5 separate regions of the Homo sapiens genome follow, and all the other regions are linked to region 3. Evidence: chromatin loops called from intact Hi-C (ENCODE). Cell type or tissue: heart right ventricle. All regions are shown on one strand. Region 1 overlaps LOC105373718 (a long non-coding RNA gene). Region 2 has its middle 180 kb from the start of RBMS1. Region 3 overlaps RBMS1 (RNA binding motif single stranded interacting protein 1). Region 4 has its middle 170 kb from the start of RBMS1. Region 5 overlaps RBMS1 (RNA binding motif single stranded interacting protein 1).

Region 1 (5,000 bases), 150 kb after region 3:
ATTCCTTTTTTGCATCAGCCATTTTATGCTATCACTGATCTTGTGGCTCACTTCCTTACCTGGAAGCTTTCTAATACCTTTGCCATAGACCTTCCCACGATGTCTACTAGTACTCACCCTATTCTGTGCTCACCCTAATTAGGCAAGGACTGGCATTATCTTATGTTTCTTGGAATTTCCTTGGAACAATGCAGTCTCTAGTACATTTCCATCATTCCCAAGGGAAGAGGTTTTAGACAAAGTGTTTTTGGTTGCAATGACTGAAACCCAAGATGAATGATCTTAAGCATAAAATAATGAATTAGCTCTGATTTTAAGATACTGAAGACTCACAGAAGTGAGCTCACAGAAAATGCTCAAGAAGATATAGTGGCTCACAGAAGAGCTTTAAGTGCTGGAGCCTTAGGGATAAGAACCGTGGACTCATTTCTTGTCTCTTGCCTCCGCTGAGCCTCATTTTGCAGCGTGGCCCTCTCTACCCTCTCCATGTGGCAGAGAAGATGGCCATCATTAGCTCCAGAGCTGCACCAACCCATTGTATCCAAACCTACATCTAGCATCTGAGTATCATTCTCAGGGAAAGATTCTGACTCACATGGCTTGTGGGGAGATGACGTCTTGTGACTGGCCTGACCCAGCCCATGTGAGCCTCCCCCTGTGATTTAGTGGTAAAGCTCTGTCTCTAGCTTCACAGGGGCAAGCATAGGAGCTCCTCAAAGGAAAGAGGGCTGTGTTTCAAAGGGGATGGAAAATCATGCTATGTGACAAAATCCCTGGCTGCCACAGCCTGATGTAGTAGGGAGATCCTCCAATATAACAGCCTCCAACGGAGTGTCTAAATAATTCCCTCCAACTATTCAGTTTCCGTTTATGTGATATGATTTAAGGGTATCATTGAGGTTGAATGTGAGCTGTGGAATACAAGTCAGTAAGAAAATTATAGCCCAAGCCATGTGGGACATCATGACCATGTAAACCAACAAGTTAAAAATCACTGGTAGCGGGAGCTAGGGCAAGAATGAGCCAGAGGAGGGCCCTGGTGAGCCCCAAGTAAGATTACTATTCAGGATGACACAGACAGCTCATATAGAGAACGATTGCCTTGAGTGTGCACCAGGGCTCAACGGAAAACCTCAGAAAGCCACTTGAATAGAAAATCGAAGGGGTCCCAATATGTGGACAGGGGTACTTTTCATCCTGCTGAGGAATCAGCAAAAAGAGCCAGTCAATTCTTTGCTCCAATACTGATTTTTTAAAAAAAGTTTAAAAAATGGAAAAATAATAATTAGAGATATTCATGGGATACACAGTGATGTTTCAACACACAGAATGTATAGTGATCAGATCAGAATAATTACCACATCCATCATCCCAAATGTTTACCATTTATTTGTGTTGGGAACATCTAATATCCTGCTTCTAGCTATTTGAGAGTATATAATATATTAATGTTAACTACAGTCATCCTACAGTGGTATAGAACACTGGAAATTATTCCTCATCCAGCTCCAAGACTAGTTTGTGCTACAAGGGTCTGGAGATAATTTAAGAAGGGGAGTGGAGTGGGGAAGGGGAAGGGAAAAGATGCATTTATGAAATACGTCACTAATCTAAATTTGTGGAGAGAGTTCTGGGATTTTCTCATAGGACCAGAACTCAAAAGCCTCCATCTGGGTAAAATCAAGATAAAATGTTTGCTGACTCCTTATACCCTAAGGGGTGAGATGCTCTTACTAAGAGCTTCTGAAAGCTTCTTTTCAAGCAAGCCCCTGTCATAAGAAAGACAATAGGATGTTTACAGTTTTCTTTCTTTCTTTTTTTTTTTGATAAATTCTGGCTGATGGTAATTCAGAACCATGCGTAACAATGTTTAGTTTTCTATGCAGACAGTGCAATGCTTGGACATGTCATGAACTTTGCAAAGAAAAAGAATATGCCTTGTAAAAAATTTAGTACCCAAATTTTGGGACCCAGAAAATTGAAATCTGTGAAGAATGCACATCTAAATCTTTAACATAGTGCCTCGGGGTTGGGGATGGGGGGGTAGCAGGAGGGAGGGGGATGTAATTCAAATACCAGCCTGGAGGAATCATTTCCATTATGCTGTAAGAAATGTAAGAAGTTATTATAATGAGGTCAGTTCTGGTCCTTATGTTATTAGCCGACCAGTGAGGACAGAGACAAGGTAGAACAGAAATTAATTAGTATTATGGGGGCTTTATAATCCAAGGTATTCAGAAATTTAGCAAAACTAGGTCTGTGTTCTTAAAAAAAAAAAGGATTATAGAGAGACCTTATTAAAGCACAGAAGGCTCAGCTATTTAAGATGGTGACATACATAGAGGCAGGAATGTGCAGAGAGAAGCTGAAAGGCAGCCAGGCCCTGAAGGAATTTCAGTGGAATTTCTTCACCGGAGGAGTAGTTAATAAATAGAGCAGATTTCTAAGGGCAGAAACTAGAGCAGTTACTACAAATAGTTTTATTTTTCCTCCTCCTTCTTCTTCTTCTTTAAAGAAGGGAGTGATAGGAAGTTGGAGAGGAAAATGTTGAAACAAAGAAAAACAAGCTTCTTACTAGCTCTCTAGGCCATCTCCCATGCAAAAATGTCTGTTCCCAGACATTCAGAATGTTGTATCATTTAGTAATCATAAAACATACTGTAGAGTTGACCTTGGGTGTTAGTTTTAGATTAATACTAGATATCATTAGGAACTGCATGTAATATAATACTTTTCAAGAGTCTGAAATACCATTTGTTTTGTCTTGCTGCCAACATTTCTGCTATTTTCCATTGCACAGGACAGAAATGAGGGCTTGAAAATCCTTTTGTGCTCTGCAGTCGTCCCCTCCTCCTGCCTTTGATGCAGGTCTTCCTCATAGTCTGATACACAAAGCCTTTTCTGGGACAGTGTTAATATACTAGATGTTTACAGATCTGAGGTTCTGAGTTATTTCTGCTTCCCCTTGATCAGGTAGGTTGGCTAACTCATTGTGCACATGCGTTTTTATTCTTCGTACTGTAAAATGATGACATAAAGAGAATGGGTGTAAATGTGTATATCTTTCCACCAACATATCTACAGTTTTATCAATATGCAGATTTTCTCTCACCTTGCCAGTCAAAAAATATTTGACCAGTAATCAGCTTGGCAAAAACTGTTAACTTTGAAATTTGCCAGTTGATTCCTGGGGCTGGAACTATTATCTGTTGTTCCTGTTACTATTTCTCTATTTGTGTCTCTCTCTGTCACTACCCATGAAAGTAAAAAGAATATTTACCCAAAGCCTTGCGATCTCACAAAAGAAGGGTTCGGTCAGGGCAACAGCTCAGGCAGCCCCAGTGAATAGCTCAGCTGACAGGCGTGTGGCGTGACTGGACTCACTGCACAGCAGCATTTCTCAGACCATGGGCTGTGTGGTCACCTGGGGTGTTTGTAGAGATGCAGATTCCTAGGCTCCACACCAGACCTACTGAAACAGCATTCCTGGGCTTGGGGCCTGTGAGTCTGCATTTAATTATGTCGCCCACGTGACTCTGAGATACATGGGCCTAGAGGAATGGAATGTGTACTTTGAAGGGGAAGACATGATGGGGGCTAAGAAGGCAACTGTAATGGATATTTGCTTTCATTTCAGCCCAAACCTCACAGGGAAGAGCAATAGCACAGGTTACAGTGTGCCCCAAGCAGCAGCCATTTGGAGGTGCCAGGCAAGCAGGGCACATGTGGTACTGCAGGGTCTGTGCAGGAGTGAACTGGGGCCAAGTGATCAGCAAGCATTCAGGGAGTGTATTAGAAAGTATCAAGCCGTAAGCAGAACGCTTTGATATCCTGTGTGTGTGAGAGATCATTGATTGCAAATCTAGTGGGCTCAAGCACAAAGCATTTCACTAAAAGGCTAGGGAGGCCTTTGAAGATTAAGGAAGGCTGAAAGGTGAGCTAGAAAGACAGGATAGTAGATCTGTTGTTAGAGGAGGGCATGGTACCTTGATCAACAACCCCCTAGTCTGTATCCAATGAGAGAGAGGGATTCCCTTAAAGGAACTCATGGTGCATTTTCTCAAAGTAAGGACATGGAATGGAGTGGATGTGAAACAGTCAAGACAATTGGCCCCTTGACCAAAAAAACAAGCAAACCAGTGAAAGCCAATCTCACTATGCAAAAAGCCATCTATCAGCTATCAGGGATGTCCAATAAGCAGAATGAGATGGTCAAAGGGCCAGAGAAGAATCAGGAATTTCACAGGAAGAGAGACAGGGACAGAGTTAGCAGGAAGGCAGGTACTCAGCAAGGGCAGGCCTGCAATAATGCTGTTTTGCTTATGAACGTTCAGAGGGCTGGCCTCTGCTTCTTTGCCCCTGGACTCCTCCCAGTCCAGTCTGCAATAGTCTCTACTTTGCAAACCCTCTCCAGGCAGGGTGCCCTCTGCTCTGCATCTTGAGTGCTTCATCTCTCCTTGGATGACCTATGGGATACTGCTCAATCTCTTCCTTGCCTTTTTTCCCACTGGAATTTCCCTCATTCCATGTTTCCATGGGAATTGTTAAGTTGCCAGGGGCCTCTACTCTCTTGCCTATTTCCCTCCATGTCACTCTCACTTAGGGGACCCTGTGGCTTAGAACAGCCATGCCAGCACCATGGTTGGTTAAATAGGCCTTTGTGGTTTGGCCTGGGAACCATACCACTATTTATCATGATTTTTTTCTATGAGGAAATTCTTTGAGTTCCAAACACCCCATTGACTGATGACCTTTCTGAACACAACTGTCCCATCTGGGATCAGCAATGGGGTGAGATCACTAGGAATTGTCAGAGCCAAGCTGGGAACAGCAAAACCAGGGCCAGGGCAGGCTAGGGTCAGAAGCAAGGCATAGGGAGGCATTTGTGAAGGGAATAGCAGGATCGGGGCGGTCAGGGGTTAGTTAGGGAGTTCATAGCAGGAAGGGGTCCAACTCAAGCACAGATGTGAATGTGTAGGTTTATGGATGAATCTAGAATC
Region 2 (5,000 bases), 250 kb after region 3:
AATTACATCATGACAAAAATCTCTTCATATAATTAAAAGTATTAATTACCTAGAGAACAAAAAGTGTGTTAGTTTCAGCTTTTTTTATATTTAGACTTTAAATAGGGTAGAAGCTTCTGGACATTGTATGTCAAGAGCTCTAAGTATACATTACATACACAGGTTTTAAGACACTAAAAGCTAGAACTAAAATGGATGTAAAAATGGATCTGTCAACCTCTAATATTCAAAGGTATAATATGAGATTTGAGAAGTTAAGCATGGAAGGCATGGGCCATTACAAAACATTTCAATTTTTCTGACATGACCTGCCTGATGAATTTTTACTTTCTGATGATTTTTGAGAGCTGTAAGTTTTCTTTTTAAATAATTCTCAGTTTTCCGTATAGAAAATCTGAAAGACCACAAAAGAAAAATATCATTAATAATTTCCTAAACAAAAGATACCTTTTATTTCCATACATATCCTTTTTTAAAATTAAAAAAGCATTTCCCATATAACAAAAAACTTTTTCTACAGCAATATTTACAAATATTTGATAACAATATATAAAAAAGTTGTAAAAGTAACATGTACAACAAACAAAATTTCAAACCATATGAGAGTTCAAAATATAAAATGATATTTGTCTCTGGAAAATATGACATGTATTTTTATGTCATTAAGTCTGTGTCATCCAAAGAAAATATTACTAAAACAAATTAGGAGGAGAAAGAGGGAAAGGGATAGTTTAATTTTCATTCTCTTCATCTCTCTCATTAGAGCATGATTATATATTTTTTACAAAGATAATTTAGATATTTAATCATATATTATGAATATTTTTCCCCTTGAAGATATTCTTGTTGGAGGCTGTGACTATTACAAGTTTTAGCTGTTGTTGTATAGACTTGCTGACTGCTGTCCATTTGAGATTGTATTGCATCTTTGGGTTTGTATCACTGTTTCTTGGATTTCATATCTTTTTGAAATTACCTTTTCAGTTTGCTGTATTATATCCTGAAGTATTTTCAGAGATAGTCTGTGGGTTGTGAAAAACTTTCTGATTATTTTCATGCCCAAAACTATATCTTTTCTGCACTCATATCTGGTTGATGTTTTGCCCAGTTATAGAATTATATATTCAAAATAGTTTTTTTTCTCAGTAGTATAAAGGCATTGCTCAACTGAAATATAGTATCTAATGCCCCTTATAAAAAGTCTGATACCATTCTGATTCTCAATCTTTTATACATAACTATTCTTTCTGGAACCTTGTAGAATCTTATCTTTATCATCAGAGTTCTGAAAAAATGCTGGATATGTTCAAGTAAGGACCTTAAAAAAATATTAACAGCATTATATCATGCCACCCAAAAAGTTAATGCTTTAAAACAATAGGAAGTTACTATTTCTTATTATTCTATTGGCCAGGAAATAGTGCTGAACTTGGCTGAGCAATTGCTTTGCTACATTGGGGTTAACTGCGATCACTCATTTAGCTATGTTCAGCTGACTGCTGGGATGGGCTGGAAGGACCAAGAAAGCTTCATTCATATCTTTGTTGCCTTGGTGCTCTTCCACATGGCCGCTTTCTCCAGATGGTGTTCTTTATTTGACTTTCTAACCTGAGCTTTCTTGCAGCATGACAGCTGGCTTCCCCAAAGAAGGCTAAGCAGAAGGTACAATGGTTCATCCTGCCTAGTCTCAGGAGCTACCCAGTGCCACTGCTGCCACATTCTGTTGGTAAAAGCAAGTCTCAGGAGAAGTGCAAGTTTAAGGGTAGGGGAAGTACAGTTTGATGAAAAGAGTGACAAAATCTCAGTGCAACAGTCATGTGGGATAAGAGATACTGTAACCATCTTTAGAAACACTCTACCAGATTTATTTAGTAAGAATTTTCAGTTCAAAAACATTATTCTTAGTTTTAGAAAATTCCCTTTTATTACCTTTTCTCCCTCTCTGTTATATTCTTTGTTTTATCATTTAGGATCTCCTGTTAGATGAGATCTAACTAACAGGGACATGATCTTCTCTGTCTTAACTTTTCTTCCTAGCTCTATTTTTTATCTTTTAGAGGATTTCTTTAGTTTTTTTCCTCAAAGTCTATTGAATTTCTTGTATTTTCAAAGACATTTTAAAATTTCCATGAACTCTTTGGTATTCTTTGATTGCATATTCTTCTTAGCAGTGTGTTCTTGTTTTCTGTAGGCAACTTGTTCTCTAATATTTTTAAAGTTGAAAGTTATTTTTTATTCCCTCAATTATCACTGTTTCTTTCGAGGTCATTGTTTTATTTCCTCATTATATTTATGAACAATGGACAAAAAGACAAGCTGTTTAACAGGGAGCATGTTTGAGTTTCCTCACAAGTGTCTAGTCTTGTTGAACCAACAAGTTTCTCCCATTCATTGAAAGCTGAGTGTGAATATGGTCACTAAAAAGCTTTACTTAAGGGAGTAAGATCTGAAAGCAAGCAGGCAAACAGACCAACTCTATCCTGTTTTATACCAATAAGGACAGCTTTGCTCTGAAGTGCTTCTGGCATACTGGTCAGTTTCTTTAGATATTAGTTCTTTGGTTTTATTGTGGAGGCAAACATTGTGGCCATCTTATAGAGGGTGGGATGGGGTTGGGAAGGGGCCAAGTAGTACAATTGCTCTGTAAATAATCCCTGACTAAATCATCTTGATTTCTGTCCCTCTTTTTAGCCCAGCTCACTCCAAGCTTAGAGCCTCTCTTTTACTTTGTTGCTGAGAAAATGGCTCCTACCCCTCTTGCAGCCTTTTCAGTATCCATTCTACATTCTCTCTTCCAGAAATTTATCAAAAGCCCTGGTTACCTGATACTTTCTCCTCTCCTTTGCAATACTGTTATCCACTTATTTTTTTTTTCAGCTTAAAGTAATAAAAATTTGTTGTGAATTCCTAGGTTAGTGGTTATCTCCTCTCAGCCTCAAGGGAGGGAACAACACTGCAAAAAATCACTGAGAAAGCTCACACTGTTCCAACAGCCCTGGCCAACACAGGAAGGAGGAAGGTAATTCCCCAGAAAAAGGGTTGGTCTTGTCTTTCTTAATCCAACAGGGGTTAGGAGGACAGGTGCAGGGGACCAGTCCACTTATCTTTTTGTACTTCTTCACTGTTCTTACTTTGAGATGTTTTCAGTTGGCCACATTGAAATGGAAGATTACAACATGATATTAACGGTTACTTGGTATTCCACTATATAAATGGACTACAACTGCTTAGATGAGCAGTTAGATTGTTTTCATTGTTTGGTTACTATTCTTGTAAATGTGTAAAAAGAAAAAATATGTTTTTCTTTTTTTTGAGACAGGGTCTCACTCTGTCACCCAGGCTCAAATGCAGTGGTGCCATCATAGCTCATCATAACCTCAAACTCTTGGGCTTAAGCCATCTTCCCACTTAGCTGGGACTACAGGTGTGTGCCACCATGCCTGGTTAATTTTTAAATTTTTTTTTTTTTGTAGAGATGGGGTCTCCCTATATTTCCCAGGCTGATCTTGAACTCGTGGCCTCAAGCGATCCTCCCTCTTTGGCCTCCCAAAGTGTTGGGATTACAGACGTGAGCCAGTAAGCCCAGCCAAATATGTTATTTTAAAGATAGTTAAGTCTTTATGGGCATAGCTGGAATAGGCTGGATGAGTTGATGAAACGGTTAAAATGTTCCTCATAAGAAATAAGATTTTTTTAAAGGGAGTAAATGGGTTTGGGAAAACAAGGTTAAAAGATCGAGGAGAATCAGCAATATAGCAATAAATTGAAGCCCAGGTAGAAGAGAAAGCCAGAAATAAGGGGGACTTTGTGAGGAGATGGGTGTCTATGATTAGTGTTAAGTTGTTGGCTGTGCTTTGCTCCCCTGTAACATCCTCTGTAGCCTCACATCTGCAGTAGAGTCTGCTATACACAGTCTTTGGGGAGAGAAGGGATTGGGCAGTGCTCAGAAACAAAAAGAAGATGCAGAAAAAAGACATTGGGGATGATAAATGCAGCAGTAATACATACTTGAACCCAGAAGGTACTAGCAGAATATAAACAAGGCCCACTCTGCCTACCCATATACATATAGTGTTTTATTTTATTTTTTGAGACATATTCTCACTGAGTTGCCCAGGCTGGTCTCAAATTCATGGGCTCAAGTGATCCTCCTGCTTCAGCCTTCCAAAGTGCTAGGATTACAGGCATGAGCCACTGCACACAGCCTGGAAGTCATTTTGGAACCCATTTTACATGAAACTTGAATGCTAATTCTTTATATCAAGTCTCTTCCACTCCATCTCAGTCTCTTTTTACCTAGGCTACACAGTGTCAGGTGAAGTCCTCTTCCTTTTAATCAGAAGTAGTTTCCAGAAGGCCTTAGGGGAGTGAGGATGGATTGCTTGAACTTACCCCCATTCTACTGTGTAAGGGCTAGGCATGCCCAAGTTGTCTTGAAGGGCTAGCTTGCCTCTCTCACAGTATCCTCTGTATCACTTAAGAGAACTTACTGTTGTGAAAGAAAGCCTAACTCACACTACCTTATAAATAAGAGAGGGAAATGATTCACTGACTTAAAGTCCTAGAGTAGGGTAGGCTTTAAGTTTGGCTTAGTCCTGTCTCCCTCTTTTATTGTTGTTACTCTTCAAGTGGCCAGAAAATGGCTATAGATTTTTTCCTGGCTTCCCATGCATACAAAAACAGCACCCAGAGCAGGGAGAAAGGATGTCTTCCAGGAATTTCTCTTAAGGGGACATTTTTCCCAGGGGCCCTCAGCAAACCTTCCCTCACTTCTCACTGGTAACATGTCCATTCTTTAACCAATCCTAGTTCTCAATGGATCCTGAACCAGTTAAGAGAGATGAGATCACGACGATTAAATGAAACTGGGAGAGGAGGGAGTTAGACAGCTTTAATGTCCAGTGTGTGCTCTTCATAGTAAGGGGTCTCCTCCTCCATCTCTGATGCCCATATGAAAGAATCTCACCAATTAAACACAATTTTCTTCATGTCCTCTCTCT
Region 3 (5,000 bases):
TTTCCTTCTTTAAAATAAAGAAGTATAATATTTAGGAAAGTAGAGGTCAATAATAACTATCTAAGAGATATTTTTTAAATCCATCATAGCTAAAACTGTACCTCCCATATATATACCTACAACTAATTTTATGAGGCCAGGAACAAAATTCTATTTAAATTGAGCTCACTGCAATAAATAAATGAGTGAATAGGTAAAGAGAACTGAGTCAAAAATAAATTTTACCTGAAAATCAAGAATGACACAATTAAAAAAATTGTTAAAGCCTAAATATATAAACATATATGTTTATCTGTATCTATATTTATGTCTATCTGATGGTATATATTAATACATAGAGATTTCATATAGATCCAATTCCACAAGGGAATTACATTTTTAAAATATCAAAGACTAAAATTCTTGAAAACTAAGACGGTTATCTGTATGAATAAGGAACACTTTTAGAATATTAATTCTTCAGTTAAAAACACTGACACTGATTAATGGTTTCTGTTGGGTATTATTTACAAGAAATCATCTCAGCAGGGTGCCTGTGTCCAGTTTCATAATCACATAGTACACTCACCCTACAGGATTATGTTCTAGGCAAGTTCGAATGTTAAGTTGAATTTCATTCTCTTCAGGAAGTGACTTTTACTCAAGATTGAATACAGCTGTTAGCACAGATCACTGTTCCAAAAACATTTCTATGAGAGCTGGAAGAAAACACCATTTTAAGAAATGCAAATTCACTTTCATTATTTCAAATCTGTGCAAGCAAAGCTGGAAGGGAATCTCTGGTCTCTGTTTGTTAGTTAAATTAGGTTATTATAAATATTTAAGAGAAAACATGCAGGATGGCTACGAGATGGCTATAAGACTTTCCATGTACTTCTGGAGCCTACATATTTTAATCACCAGTTTGTTTATAACAAATACAGTGGCTTGGTTTTTGTTTCAAAAATCAAAGTTATACTCAATTTCTCCTTAAATTTCACTCTCTAATACAACTTGGTTTTCTCTCTTTATATTCACAGAAATGTAGCCTGGCAAAAAACGTGGGGTGGCCTCAGCAGAGGAAATGCTGCCAGCTGAAAACACCGGATGTAATCGAGACCACAAGAGACACAGACTTAGTTATAAATGTCGAACTAAAAAGAGGTATTGGAAAGAAACAAAGTCTAACTTTTTATTGGCTGGATTAATTATTGTAGTGAAATCTTGCTATTTCATAGTTTAGTCCCAAACAAAACAGCATGTCGGGGAATTATTTTTATAATCCTAGGTTCCACTTTCTAGAGCTTTAAAAGAAGAAGAAGAAGAAGAAAAAAACTCTATGGATTCTTACCATCCCTGGCCATTTTCCTACTACTGTGGGTAGGAGAACAGAGGTTTTGGGTGTCAACCTACGAGACAGTACAGGATAGGTTGGATCGGCTTCCACAAATAGCTGGGAAAAGAGCATTTTTAAAGAATGTCTTTTAGCATCACAGAAATGTCCTTTTACTATATAAAGAACCAGAATAAATCTGTCTATAGATGGACCCGTAACAGACTAAGTTAATTAGTATTATTAATTCTCTTTGGCAATGGGGTGGGGATAAGAAAACTTAATTTACAAAGTCTGTAATAGCTGTTTTTCTATTCCCGCCCTTTGACATTGTGCTTCCTTTTGTATGGCGTAATGGTGATAACCATGTTCCTTCCCTATTGGCTATGAAAATCCAAATTTGAATTCAAGACAAGCATAACACTTTGGGATCCCTATGATCCTCCTAGTTTGGCTATTAGTGCTTTCCAAGCTGCACTTTTCAACAGTTATCTATTGCTTTCTATGTAAAGATTGTTTCAATTAAATACATTTGTCTGTTCAAAAAATAATTCTTCAGGCAAAAATTTAAAATTTAATTTACTTTTTAGCCAGGGAAAATGATATTTTAATTGTCAAAATATAATAGTTTTTATTTAAGACCCTGACTAAAGGGAGCAGTTAGCAGTTTTTGCACTTTAAAGTTAACAGGAAGTCTCCTTTCTTCCTTTTTTTTCATATAATATGATCAATGTTTCTTGGAAAGGTTAACATTTCTCATAAGAGATTAAAGGACCCACCATAACTCACACAGGAGAAAGTGGGCATCTTCTGATGGTAAGAACAGGTCATTTTTGAAACTATGTTGTTATACATGTCAGCCATCTTATTAAGTAAGCTCTTGGAAAAAATAAAAGAAAATCTTTTGCCACTAGAGGGAGTTCAAAATTCCCTTTGTATCAGTAAACACGTAAAGTGCATTTAACCTCTGAAACAATAAAAACTATGATTGTAGTACACTTTTTAAAAAATTAAACAATAAGACTAAATCAAGAATTAGGTTTTTGGGGAATATATCTTTTCCTTCAGTTAGAATAGCTATGGTGAATATATGCCATGGTTATTATGTACAGCACACATATGTTAAAGGTAACTTAATAATTTTAATATCTGGAAGCAGTACAATGAATAAGCATTCTTATTCATTGGGATTGTAATCTTTTACTCTTTCAAGCTGTATTTAATAATAACTGTGGTAGACATTTCCAGAAATACCTGCCCACAATCCCTCCCACTCTGCATGTGCTTTCCCAATGTGATTCTCTCCTCCAAAGTCCAGGACTGGAACCTGTTTCACCTCTCCTTGCCTAAGGGATGGCCCTGTGTGACAGTAGAATGCAGAAGTATGGCTGAGTGACTTTCAGATCTGGGCCTGAAGAGGCTTTCAGCCAATCACCCTGTAAAGAAATCTGGGCTAGTCTGCCTTCCAGTTAGAATCCACATGGAAAGAGAGGCTGTACAGAATGAGAAGCTACACAGAGGAGAATGGAGGCACTCCAGTCAACAGCCAGACAACTGTGAGGCATGTCAATGAGGCCATCTTGGACATTCAATCCCCAGCTGAGCTCCCAACTGCATGCAGCTGCCTGAGTGACCCAGCCAAAGTCAAATGGAGCAGAAGAGCCACCCAGCTGATCCCAGCCAACCCAGGAAAATGCAAAATTTTAAGTCATTTTTAAGTTTTAAGTCATTTTTAAGTCATTTTAAGTTTTAAGTTGGAGGTAATTTGTTACTCCATAATAGATAATTGAAACAATAATACTAGTAAATATGTTTGTATCATGGTCTATATTTTTTAAAAGCCCTTTTACATCCACTATTTCCTATAGCCATACCATGCAGTGGGAAACTAGATCAAAGGTTAAATATCCTGGCCAAGATCTTGGAGTGCTTAAAAACAAATACAAAGTTTAAGAGAGAGATGTTTCTCTTAAGTAAATGCTATATATCCCTATTTTTCTACTTTTTATCTTATGTAGTAGTGATTAACAAATAATCAAGTATTGGTTAACAACTACTTTCTCCCGTGCTTCTTTTCCATAAGAACTAGTTAATCTAAACAATTGTATTCATTTATTTTTCTATTAGTCCTACCAGTTCAAAAAGTAAAAATAGTATTTTGGGACCTGTGCCTCTTTATTTATGCACACCTCTAGCTGTGTTTTGATGTTTGAGAAATGTTAATTATTTGAAAGTTCTACACACAAAGCACTGACAGCTTCAAGTGGTAAGCTGAATTTTTAAATGTGAAATGACCCTTAATTCTTTCCTTGCTTATTCTCATTGTAGACAAGTTTTACAACTCTCCTATCTGCTTGACTTTCAGTTGCATGAAATAATGATGGGGCGCTTAGCACCAGGTCCTTTGCATTTTGGTTCCCCATCCCCCTTTCCCTCCTCCAGGGTTACCTGTGATATTGTATATGACTGATATGGACATGACGGTCCCAGCAAGAGAAAGACACTGGATTTTTCCCACTGATAGCTAAGTGTTCTTGCGGGGAGTTGTGTGTGGCAGGAGGAATGGTCTCAGAATCCAAGAATGGCCTGGGTTACCTAGGCAATAGTCTAATAAAATAGTCTAATAAAATTAGACTATTGCCTAGGTAACCCAGGCCATTCTTGGATTTATTAGTTTATTCTGAAAATCTGCTAGAAATCAGATTTTCAGAATAAACTAAGTGGTCCACATTCAAGACAGAATAAAATTCAAGTTTTGAAAGCTTTGGATCCAGACCGAATCAACCTACTAGCCAGATTCTTTTCTGAGGAAGCAAGCATCCCACTATCTTTTGGTACAAAGGTTCTCATTACCTGCAGAAGACATGCTACTTCCTCGTTTCCCACAGCAGTCACAATGCAAATGAGAACAATAAGTATAAATGTTAAGTTATAGAGGCTGGAAGCCAGGAATCTACTGGGAGGCTGTTAAGATAAATGTAGATTAAGCATCTTCTACTTGATACCTTCCAAAGTCTGTTTCATAATCTTAGGCTAAAGAACCAAATCTTTCACATGGCCCACATATCTCTGCAAGACTTGACTCATACTTATTTCTCCAGTACTATCTTGCACTATTGTCTTCCTCACCACTAAGAACCAGGTAATCTGGACTTTCAGTTCCTTATACTTGCAAGGCAACCAATCCAGCAGTATGTTTCACACATGCTATTCTCTATGCATGGAATGCTCCTTCTCTACCTCTTTGCCTAGTTAACTCCAACTTATTCTTCAAGGCTCGGCTTAAATTACTTATACCAGAAAATCTTCCCTCTTAATCCCCAGAATAGGCTGGGTCTTCCTGTTATATAACCCTCATATAGCATACTGTATATCTCCTTTTCTGGACTCACAAAGCTGCAATCTAAATTATTATTTAATGTCCATCCTTTCTGCCTCATTATAAAAGCTCTTTGAGAAACGGGGTTGTGCCTGTTTTGCTCATTGTTTTATCACCAGTGTTTTGTATAGTACAGAATAGGTATTCAATACTATTTATTGAACATGAATCTATTATATTTAAAGAATTTAAAAATGTATGTCTACATATAAACTTGCATATGTTACATTATATTATATGTACTTCTGAAGATACAAAGAAGAATCTGACAGTTTCAGTAAGAAAAAGACATGCACAAATGACCAAGTG
Region 4 (5,000 bases), 240 kb after region 3:
GAGATGTGACCAGCTGCACATGTTTTGCCCTAAAAGCTTGCTATAGAAAAGATATTTTCCAAAGGGCAGGTGTGGGTATCCACTGTCTCACAGCCACCTGAGACATCGTTTCTGCTTATAAGTCCCTATTAAATATTTATTTTTAAGAAACTGGATTTGTTAGCCTCTTTATTTGGCCTCTCAGCATCCTTAGGCTTTAGGGGGCAGGTTTGCATAGAACTGTCCATGTGGAATGCTTATACTCAATTATTCATGATGGTTTTATTCATAATAGGCCCAAACTGAAAATAACCAATATGTCTATTAACTGGTAAGTGGATAAACAAATTTTAATTTATCCCTACAATGCAGTACTATGCTACAACAGAGAAGAATGAAAGATTGGTACACACATCAGCACAGATGATGCTCAAAAACATTTTATTAATAGGAGGAGCCATACAGAAAAGAGTGCCTACTGTATAATTCCTCATGAAGTACTATAAAAGGCAAAACCATGGTGGCTAAAAGCAAATTAATGGTTGTCAGAGGCTTGGGATGGGGTTAGGGAATTTGCTGTAAAGGGGCATGAAGGATTTTGGGTGTGATGTTCTATACATGTTCTATATAATGTTTGTGGTTGTGATTACATTAATACCGTCATATATGTTTGTCGAAACTCAAAACATTATATACTTAAAACAAATTTTATTATATAAATTATACTGCAACAAAGGTAATTGTTAAAAACTACCCTTAATCGATTTTTCACCTATTAAACTGACAAAACCCCAAAAGTTTGAATAATGCACTGTGTTAGTCCCACTTTGGAGAAATGGGCACTCTTAGACATCATCTTTGTGGGAGGAAAATAGTTCATTCTATTATAAATAGCTATTTGATAGTATCTGTCAAAATTACAAAATCATATACTCTTAGACCCAGCAATTCTATTATTGGAGACTATCCTAGTCAATTGAAAAATGGGAGACTATATACATTCTACATTATGAGTTAAAATTCTAAAAACTGAATAACAGGTTTTAAAAAATGAGAATTGATAAAGTATATATGATACAAATACAATTGCAGGAAGAAATATCTCTGAGAAGAAGAAAATGTTTCTAAGGAGAAAAGAAAGAACATGGATGCTAAATAAGGATTTGGATAGAAGTTAATTATGATACAAATTGATTAGACATTTAATTAATGTTCTTAAATCTTTCAGACATGCATGAAAGATGAACAAATGTCTGTAAAAAGTTATGAAAATCTTGAAAACACACTCATTAAGATGTATATTCCACTCTGTACAACTTAGTAGCTATAGATGCCAGTATTAAGATAATTACCATCTTTATTCAAGAAATAATTATAGAAAAGCTATTGCAACTATATCATTGTGACTACAGTATACATGAACAAGACTTCTTCTGTTTAGAGGGCTAAGAATTCTTGAAGAGCACAAGACCCAAACTCATGAAGTCTTTGATAAACACAAGCTGAAATATGGCAGAAAGTGCCTATATGATCAGGAAAGGCTTCTGGGAGGAGGTGGTCAGTGAGGTGAGCCACGAAAGTGGGTAGGGGTAAAATGGGAAGGGTCATTTTTTCTAGAAGGGGGGGGCATCATTTGGGTGGTGGGAAGGCTCAAGGACAAGGAGTGAAACAGTGCAGAAAGAGAAGGACTTCAGGTGGGAGATGAGGAAAATAAGAATGTAAGAGGAGGTACCCTCCTGGAGAACCTGAACACTACACTGCCATGTCTGCACTTACAGGCACAGGATGTCACTGGAAGCTTTGAGCAGGGGTCAGCCATGACAGCGGAGTTTAAAATACAGCATATCTGGCTGCAGTGAGCAGGATGGGTTGCAGCACTGAGAGATTGCAGGCAGAGACTGATTAGGGAAGTGTTGGAATACATTAGGCATTAAGTGATAATAACCAAGGTTCTGGTCAAGGGTGTGGCTATGAGATCAGAAAAGAAGGCTTGGATATAGAATAGATTACTTTACAAGAGCCAACAAGCTTGGCGACTAATCCTGTGTGTAGGAGAAAGAAAGGAAAGGGAAGAATCAAAGACAGCTTCTTGGTTTGAGACTGTCTTGTGGAGAGAATGATTGTACCATTGACAGAGATAAAGAAGTCAGGAAGAGATGCTGGTTTAGAGGAGGAAAATGGGGAGTGTGATTTTTAAAATATTATGTTGGAGTGGAATATTGGATATCAGTAAAAATATTCAGAAGGTAATTAGGGAGAGAGGTCAGACTTGGATAATTTAAATATGGAAGTCAACAGAGGACTGAAGGATAAAGAGAATTAACATAGTTTGGTTAAGGGGGAAACTGATGAAGAAGAGTATTACAAACAAGGAGTGTCCCCAGTAAGGACTAACAGAGTTAGGGAGGCCTAAGGGAATCAGGGCTGGAAAGTCCACTAGGGCGGGCGATTAAGAGGTCAACAGTTCCGGTAAAGTGGGCAGTTGAGAATAGGTTTCTGGGGTGTGGGAGAAGAGGCTGTAACCCATTAGAGGTAGATGGTAATGACTATTTGCTTAAAGAGGTATCAAGAAGAACAGGGAGAAAAAATATAGGCAGAGTAGTACCAAATGGCCATATGTTTTGGGACGTAAAAGCAAAGAAACTGGAGGAGAACTACACACACACACACACACACACACACACACACATATACACATATATATGTATGTATGTATATATTAAGTATCAGGATTCTTAATATAGACATCTATATCAATAATAATTTTAAAAGTTTGAATGAATATTGACATTTTTATCAGTGGATATATTTAAAAGAAAGCCAGTCTTCAAATAAAAATGAAGAAGCATGTGTTTCTTGCCACTCAAGAACAGAGGTCCCGATCTAGTACCCTATAGGATGAATCTGGCTCACAGGTAAAATATTAAATACATTATGCAAAGCACAGCATTTTAAACTTTTTGACTGAATGCCATAGTCCCCATCACTCCCTGTTGTCCCATAGTCAGCCTGCATCACTAGTTTGTCACCAGCCAAGCTCAGACGGCTTCTGTGTGTGTAGCCCCTGCTGTAAGTCTTTCTAATGGTAAATCTTAAAAAAAAAAGGAAAACGTGAAAATAACTCAATAATTCCAGGCAAAATATCCTGAGTTTGTCTGAGTATATTATACTTTTTTCTTAGCAAATTGGGTCCAGTGAATGTTATTTGTAGTTGTTGTTGTCTTCTGAATTATCTCAATGGGTATTGCTCCCCCTCCCCAGGCCCTCTTAGAGGACTGATTGTGGTTTGAGTGCTCTCACCCTTGCATTTGCTATGTGCTCCTGTTTGCTTGAGTGTTTCTTTTATCCAGTTCTGTTTAATTACCATGCAAAACCCTCTGTTGAGCTTTTAATTAGCAAGTTATCTCCGTCTGAAGACTGGAAACCCTGGGCTCTTTCAGCATATATTAGACAGCTAAAATATGAAATTAAAGAAAACAGAGTTTTAGCCAACAGAAACAAGTGACTCATTTCCTTGTGAAAACACACAAGGTTTATGTTACTCTGGCAACGATATTCCAGAATAGCATCTCTCCCCTCCCCTGTCAGAGCTTTTATGTGTTTCTGTTACAGTCTGTGTTCCACAGTGACCTAATGTTGAACCAAGTCACTTAGTGATTCATCAGACACAAGAGAACTGTGCTTTCATTTAGATAGCTCGTCCTATGTCCTTTTGACCAAAGGAAGAAAAGTTTACTTTGTATGAAGAGAGGAACTGTAAAAGAGATATAAAGAACTCTTGACTGAGTGCTGTCTTAGGATGTAAGTGTGGTCCTGCTGTTACTTTAAAAACACCACAACTGGTTCCAGTGTGTTAGAATTCTAAGAGCCTATTTTTCTAGACAGCTGATTAAATCATAATGTGCAACCTGTATATGTACCACGTAGGGAAATGAAAATTCAGAGACCCATTGCAGAAGACTCCAGATGTTTCTTGGGACTCACATCGTGGGAGGGAATATCACAGTGCTTAGGGTCAAAATTTTAACCCAAACCACTACAACTCTCCAAAGCAAAAATGTGTAGAGCAAAAACAGTTGAACTAACTCTCTCTTCTAGGTTTTAAATTCTCTGAGGTACTTAAAAGGAAGTGAGGAGAACCTTCAATTTATTAAGCTCTTGCTGCTGATGTTATTTAAAAATTATGGTCTGAATGGAATGATGGTTTCAGGATTTTAAGTTTAGATACTCTCTGTGAACAGCTTTATACTTTCATTGAAAGGGCAGTAAATTTTGTAGCCATTAGAATGCAACGAACTAAAAATTATGGGTGTATGAAGATTTTTAGTTTCTCTCTCATACTTACCACCTGTCTGCAAAAGAGAATTTCAGGTTTGTTCAGTCATTGTTTTTTCTCTTTCAAAAAGTGTCTTTCCATTTCTCCTGACTTTGAAGAGAAAGAATAGAATAACAGGCAGAGAGATTCATTGGAATAGTAGGAGGATGAGGGAGAATGATTTAGTGTCAATATACATTTTATTTCCCATTTATATATAATGTCAATTTGTATAATGAGGGGCTAGAAGAAGAAAAGTAAGTGGAAAAATAATAGAAAAAGTCATGTAGGTTGAAGGTAGAGGAGATTTTTTGGAGATTTGAGAAAGGTCCAGGAACAGACATTATATATGATAGTGTTGGGTGGAGGGGAGAAAAAAGAGGATTTTAAGAATTGCTGAAACTCATGTGTCTTCATCATAGTGTTCAGTACATACAAGAAAAGGGCTTCATTTATTTTGAAATTAAATTTGTTTGCAAGGACTGTATACTTTTAGCCATAATACTGCTCTGAGACTGAACCACGTGGATTATGGTATTATAAACCACAAAAAGTATTATTATTTGAAAATTGCTTGACAAAATTCTGAAATTATTCCTAATAGAAAAATAATCTCAAATTGGGAAATGTTGAGTGGAAATTCCTTTTTTTATTTTTCTTCTTAATTTTTCTGTGTGTGATACCCAAGTATTAAGACAGAAAGCAA
Region 5 (5,000 bases), 55 kb after region 3:
CTTAGGAGTAAGTGCATATGTTGAACACATGATATGAACAAGACAATTACAGTAATTGTATTCAAAATAGTCTTAAATTGAAATAATCCAAATGCTCATTAATAATATAATGGATACATAAATTTTGATACAATATATCCTGTAATCCAATACACATAGCATTAAAAAAAGAACCAACTGCACACATAACAACATCAATGACTCAAACCAAAATAATAAGGAGCTAAGGAGGCCAGACAGAAAAGGATACATACAATATGGTTTCATCTTTATGATGTACAAGAATGGATACAACCAACCAACAAAGATAGAAGTCACACTAGTAGTTACCTTTAGTGGGTACAAGTGAGGATGCTGTCTGGTTCTGGAAATGTTATATCATCACCTGAGTGGTTATTACATGAGTATATCAACCTACAGATTTAAAATTTGTGCACTATATAAGTTTTAAATAAACAAATAAAATTATTCCACTGCACTTTGTGATGATGCACACTATGTTTTAATTACATATCACACCTTCCAGGGCCTAATACCATGCCTGGACAGTAAGTATTTACTGAATTTAATTAAACTGACCAGGTATTTCCATTTGTATCAACTTAACTAGATGATTTTTAGAATAATATGTCTGATTTGCTAATAGAAGAACTATGGCTGTGCACTTCCTGAAGACTCCTTTAAAATTCCCAGTGCATTCACTTATATTTAAAATATCTGGCTTCTTTTTCCCCAAAAAAGGGAGCTAGGAGGATTTGCATACTGAAAAACAAACAAAAATGACCCATTTGCAGGATTTAACAAGATTCAAATCAAAGAAGCAAAGGAAGAGGAAACAAAGAAAGGTGCTGTTGTGGCGCCCTAGAAAGCAGATGCTCATTAGGGCTCAGGCACAGATTACTATCACAATGTACTTATCTCAACATGCTATCGTCAGACCACACAGTCAAATCAAATTTTGAAGGCTCAAAGGATGTGTACTGAAGAACATCCTGTACTGCTGAAACATGTATTTGAATTTTGTGACAGAGACAGAGAGAGGTAGAAAAGAACACCAGATATCACCCACTGTCATTTTAAATCCTATTTGTAGGTTAAAAAATAATCTCTCTTAAAAAAAAAAAAAAGCAAACAAAATCAAGGTTAAAGATTTCTTCTGCTAAACTTAAAGTCTGATAAACAATTACCAAATAAGAAACACATCTTTTTTTAGGTTTTTGCCAATTGAAAAAACACAACTTTTTTGTGATTATTTTTTAGGTAAAGAATAATTAGTATTCAAAAAGTAGAAAAAATGGTTATAAGTAATTTTCAATTTTAGTATGGGTTAAGAAAAAAATGTAAACTGCTTGCTATTTGACTTTATCACATTTAAGTTTCAATCTCATTAGGAGTATACATTTATCATAAAAATACTTCCTATTATGCTAATTAAGTACTTTTGTTCAAAGTATTACATCATGTCTATGGTTCCATAGCACACTTATACGTTACCAAATAAAATTTTATTTAAAATTTCCATATAAAATTGGATAAAGAATCAGAAGAGAAAACCCAAATCAGGGGCAATTGTTAGCAAATACTTAATCATAATCTACAGCATTAAGAGGTAGTAAAGATTTTTTAGCCAAATTTTGTCAGACCCACTTGGTCCCTGATTCCGGCAGATGGAGTGGGAGTAGCTTATACGATGGTCACACTGGTGCATCTACCACTATCACACACACCTGTTAGTGGACAGAAGTCAGTCCAGAGTGGCTTAACTCTAAGAGTACAAGAAGCAAATTGGAGAACAGGAGTGAAGAAGAGAGAAAGTAAACACACTTTGAAACTGTTCAGACCCTTGCTGGATAGGGGTATGGACCTCATGCCACCCAAGCCCACTCTGCAGGACACTGGCTTTTGTGCAGCTCTTCATCACAGAGTCTGTTGAGCTACAACCCAGAAAAAAAACATGAAGGGATCTCTGGTCTGTCTGATTCATCCTCTTAAGCATAGATTTGTTCAGTATTTGTCTTCCTTCCAGGATAAAATTCTTTTTTTTTTTTTTTTTTAAGAGACGGTGTCTCACTATGTTGCCCAGGCTGGTCTGGAACTCTTGGCTTCAAGCAATCCTCCCCCATCGGCCTCCCAAAGTGTTGGAATTATAGGCATAGCCACTGCTCCCCACCCTGGGTAAGATTCTTAACCTGTGCTCCACAGGCTGATTCTAGGTAAACATTTGAGGCTAATAAAAATGTACGCCATAGGCCGGCGCGGTGGCTCATGCCTGTAATCCCAGCACTTTGGGAGGCCGAGGCGGGCAGATTACGAGGTCAGCAGATCGAGACCATCCTGGCTAACACGGTGAAACCCCGCCTCTACTAAAAATCCAAAAAATTAGCCGGACGTGGTGGCGGGCGCCTGTAGTCCCAGCTACTCGGGATGCTGAGGCAGGAGAATGGCGTGAACCCGGGAGGCGGAGCTTGCAGTGAGCCGAGATCGCGCCACTGCACTCCAGCCTGGGCGACAGAGCGAGCGAGACTCCGTCACAACAACAACAACAACAAAAAAATGTACGCCATCATCGGATTCTCAAGGAGGTCTAGGGTCTGGGGATTCCCTAAAAAGTTACGAAGCATTGGCCGGGCGCGGTGGCTCACGCCTGTAATCCCAGCACTTTGGGAGGCCCGGGGCGGGCGGATCACGAGGTCAGGAGATCGAGACCATCCTGGCTAACATGGTGAAACCCCGCCTCTACTGAAAATACAAAAAATTAGCCGGGCATGGTGGCGGGCGCCTGTAGTCCCAGCTACTCAGGAGGCTGAGGCAGGAGAATGGCGTGAACCCGGGAGGCGGAGCTTGCAGTAAGCTGAGATTGTGCCACTGCACCCCAGCCTGGGCGACAGAGCAAGACTCCGTCTCAAAAAAAAAAAAAAATTTACGAAGCATCAACGAACCAGGAAAAGGTAAAAAGAGAATTGGAAGAGATAGACAGAATTTTTACTTTGTCTTTTTGTTTCCTTCTGGTTGCCAGCCTCAAGAGATGTTTGCTTGATTCAGGGCTGAAGGAGAGTAAAGAAAAGCTGTGAGGCTGTAGTAATCTAGTAGTGGTAAGCTCAGCATGAGAAGCAGTACTAGGAACCCTCGGCTCTTAAAAGGAAAAGATTTTATTTTAATTAGGGGGAAAAGGGAACGAGTTTATCTCTGAGGCCAGCACAAGAAAACAGGTGAGTGGGTCTAGAAGTGAAGAGGGCTCTCAGGGGACCCCCAGAGGAAGCTCCAGCACAAACTCCCTGATCCCTGTGACTTCACAAGCTGCACCTCCCATCTTCTTGAAACCCCTCCCCTGCCATAAAAGGGCAAAGCCTTGTTGAAAGATTGTAGAAGAACCCTGTCTTCCCACTCACCCAAAGAAAGCAAAGACGAGTTCCTGGAAATCTAACTCTGAAAACTCACCCCTCTCTCCAAGAAACATCTGATGTGGTGATTTGGTTCAATGGCAGTGTTAGTAGAGAACTATACGTGAATTATAAAGTGGGTTACTTTTACAGACTCTTACAGGTTCGCTGGGGACCATATCATTAAGGATAACTATTTATTTATGAAATGAATTTCAAGTTTTAAATAACCAAATGACAAGCGAACTGTTTGGAATAAAATTGTTGGAAATGCAACTCACTTATAAGTTAAGGTATACCCAATTTTTGAACAAATCACATAGAGCATGAGAAAAACATCATCTAGTAGCCAGTTCTCTGATAGGTAATTCTTTCTGTGTTTATTGTTTTTTAAATAGAAGTATACAAATGATCATATGGAATGAAACCTAAAAAGAGGCTGAGATTAGGCACCTTTTTAAAAGAATGTCATTTTAGAAACAATGAAATTAATCAGAGCTGTACTTTGTAGGAGGCAAAGAGAGTCGTGGGAGTATTTCAGCTAGTGACTTGAAAATACATTTTTCTGGCAAATTTTTCTTTTTATAAATGTCTGCATTTGTCAAAAACCTGTTGGATGATGAAACGAAATTGTTGTTGAGAAGACAAAGGTAAAGTTGACGATATTACAAATATCAATATAATTTACTTTTCCTAATGACTAAATATTTTATCTGAGACCTTATTATATAAACTGTGAAAGTATTTCATTGTAATTCTACTGGTAAGGGAGGGTTTAGGGGTTCTCCAATTCAAATATACTCCCAATTGCAACTCAAAATCATCATGTTTAAAAAGTATTTAACAGGGGAAATAGTATAGTATTATTTGAGGATAATATAAATGTAAGCTCATAATATAAAATTCTGTTTTCGCAATTTGATTCCCTGTCCTCCACCCCCCACCCCCAGTCCAAGAAACTCAAGTTCGGAGCATGGCATTCTATGATGTATCCATCCAATTCTGCCATTCTAAGTATTCAGTTTTTCAACTTGTAGAAGAAACACCTCTAGTATTGTGTGAAATGGGTCTGGGAAGATGATGCATTTTTCCTTCAGGACCAGTGAAAATATTTATGACATCTATGAAATGATCTCATTTTGTTGCACAAAACCTTTCCCTGAAATCACTGTTTATCTGGGACCCAGCAGCCCAACTGCATAGCGCATGTTGTTCAATGGGCAGCCTGAGGAATGGATTCCAGGGCCCATATTGAGGCCAAGTAGAGGACAACAGGACTCCTGAAGCACTTGGATCCAGTTGCAGAGGTGAATATCTTATTTTGAAAGAATTAAAGCTGGCTGATGACCAGATAAAGAGATATCCACTAAAGATCAGGAATAATTTTTTAACATCTTATTTTCTGAAGAAATGCCAGCCCACATTAGACACATTATAAATGTGTAGATTGCAGGCAAGCAATGATCTAATTAGCAGCATTACAAACCCCAAACTTATTTCCTCCCCTTTGCCGGAAGCAAAGCTAATCAGTTAGGAGAAATAAACATCATTCCAAATGGCTCAAAACAATCAAAGTTATATTTCTGTATAACCACTATGCCATCATTTAAGGAGTACATT

The links. Peaks named below come from ENCODE experiments on the same cell type or tissue, not always from the same donor. Only the 100,000 strongest peaks of a DNase experiment are listed, where the experiment ranks them.
Region 1: it touches region 3 in a loop (2.1-fold over the local background); 4 of 110 quality-filtered maps call a loop at or near these places.
Region 2: it touches region 3 in a loop (3-fold over the local background); 11 of 110 quality-filtered maps call a loop at or near these places.
Region 4: it touches region 3 in a loop (2.8-fold over the local background); 14 of 110 quality-filtered maps call a loop at or near these places.
Region 5: it touches region 3 in a loop (2.0-fold over the local background); 39 of 110 quality-filtered maps call a loop at or near these places.

What each region holds. Positions count from the first base shown.
Region 1 is chr2:160,580,618-160,585,617 of GRCh38, forward strand. The region is part of intron 2 of LOC105373718 (a long non-coding RNA gene); the gene reads right to left. Among named protein-coding and RNA genes, the nearest start is that of RBMS1, 89 kb to the left of the region's middle. In heart right ventricle, no CTCF peak of the experiment used is centred here; a DNase peak (open chromatin) is centred at 2,376; H3K27ac peaks cover 2,896 bases.
Region 2 is chr2:160,672,779-160,677,778 of GRCh38, forward strand. No RefSeq gene overlaps it. Among named protein-coding and RNA genes, the nearest start is that of RBMS1, 180 kb to the left of the region's middle. In heart right ventricle, no CTCF peak of the experiment used is centred here; no DNase peak of the experiment used is centred here.
Region 3 is chr2:160,427,215-160,432,214 of GRCh38, forward strand. All of the region lies in intron 1 of RBMS1 (RNA binding motif single stranded interacting protein 1), which reads right to left. Among named protein-coding and RNA genes, the nearest start is that of MIR4785, 22 kb to the left of the region's middle. In heart right ventricle, a CTCF peak has its summit at 2,220 (motif pointing right); a DNase peak (open chromatin) is centred at 1,060; H3K4me3 peaks cover 915 bases; H3K27ac peaks cover 3,121 bases.
Region 4 is chr2:160,662,971-160,667,970 of GRCh38, forward strand. No RefSeq gene overlaps it. Among named protein-coding and RNA genes, the nearest start is that of RBMS1, 170 kb to the left of the region's middle. In heart right ventricle, no CTCF peak of the experiment used is centred here; no DNase peak of the experiment used is centred here; H3K4me3 peaks cover 443 bases; H3K27ac peaks cover 1,889 bases.
Region 5 is chr2:160,481,967-160,486,966 of GRCh38, forward strand. All of the region lies in intron 1 of RBMS1 (RNA binding motif single stranded interacting protein 1), which reads right to left. Among named protein-coding and RNA genes, the nearest start is that of RBMS1, 9.3 kb to the right of the region's middle. In heart right ventricle, no CTCF peak of the experiment used is centred here; no DNase peak of the experiment used is centred here; H3K27ac peaks cover 2,429 bases.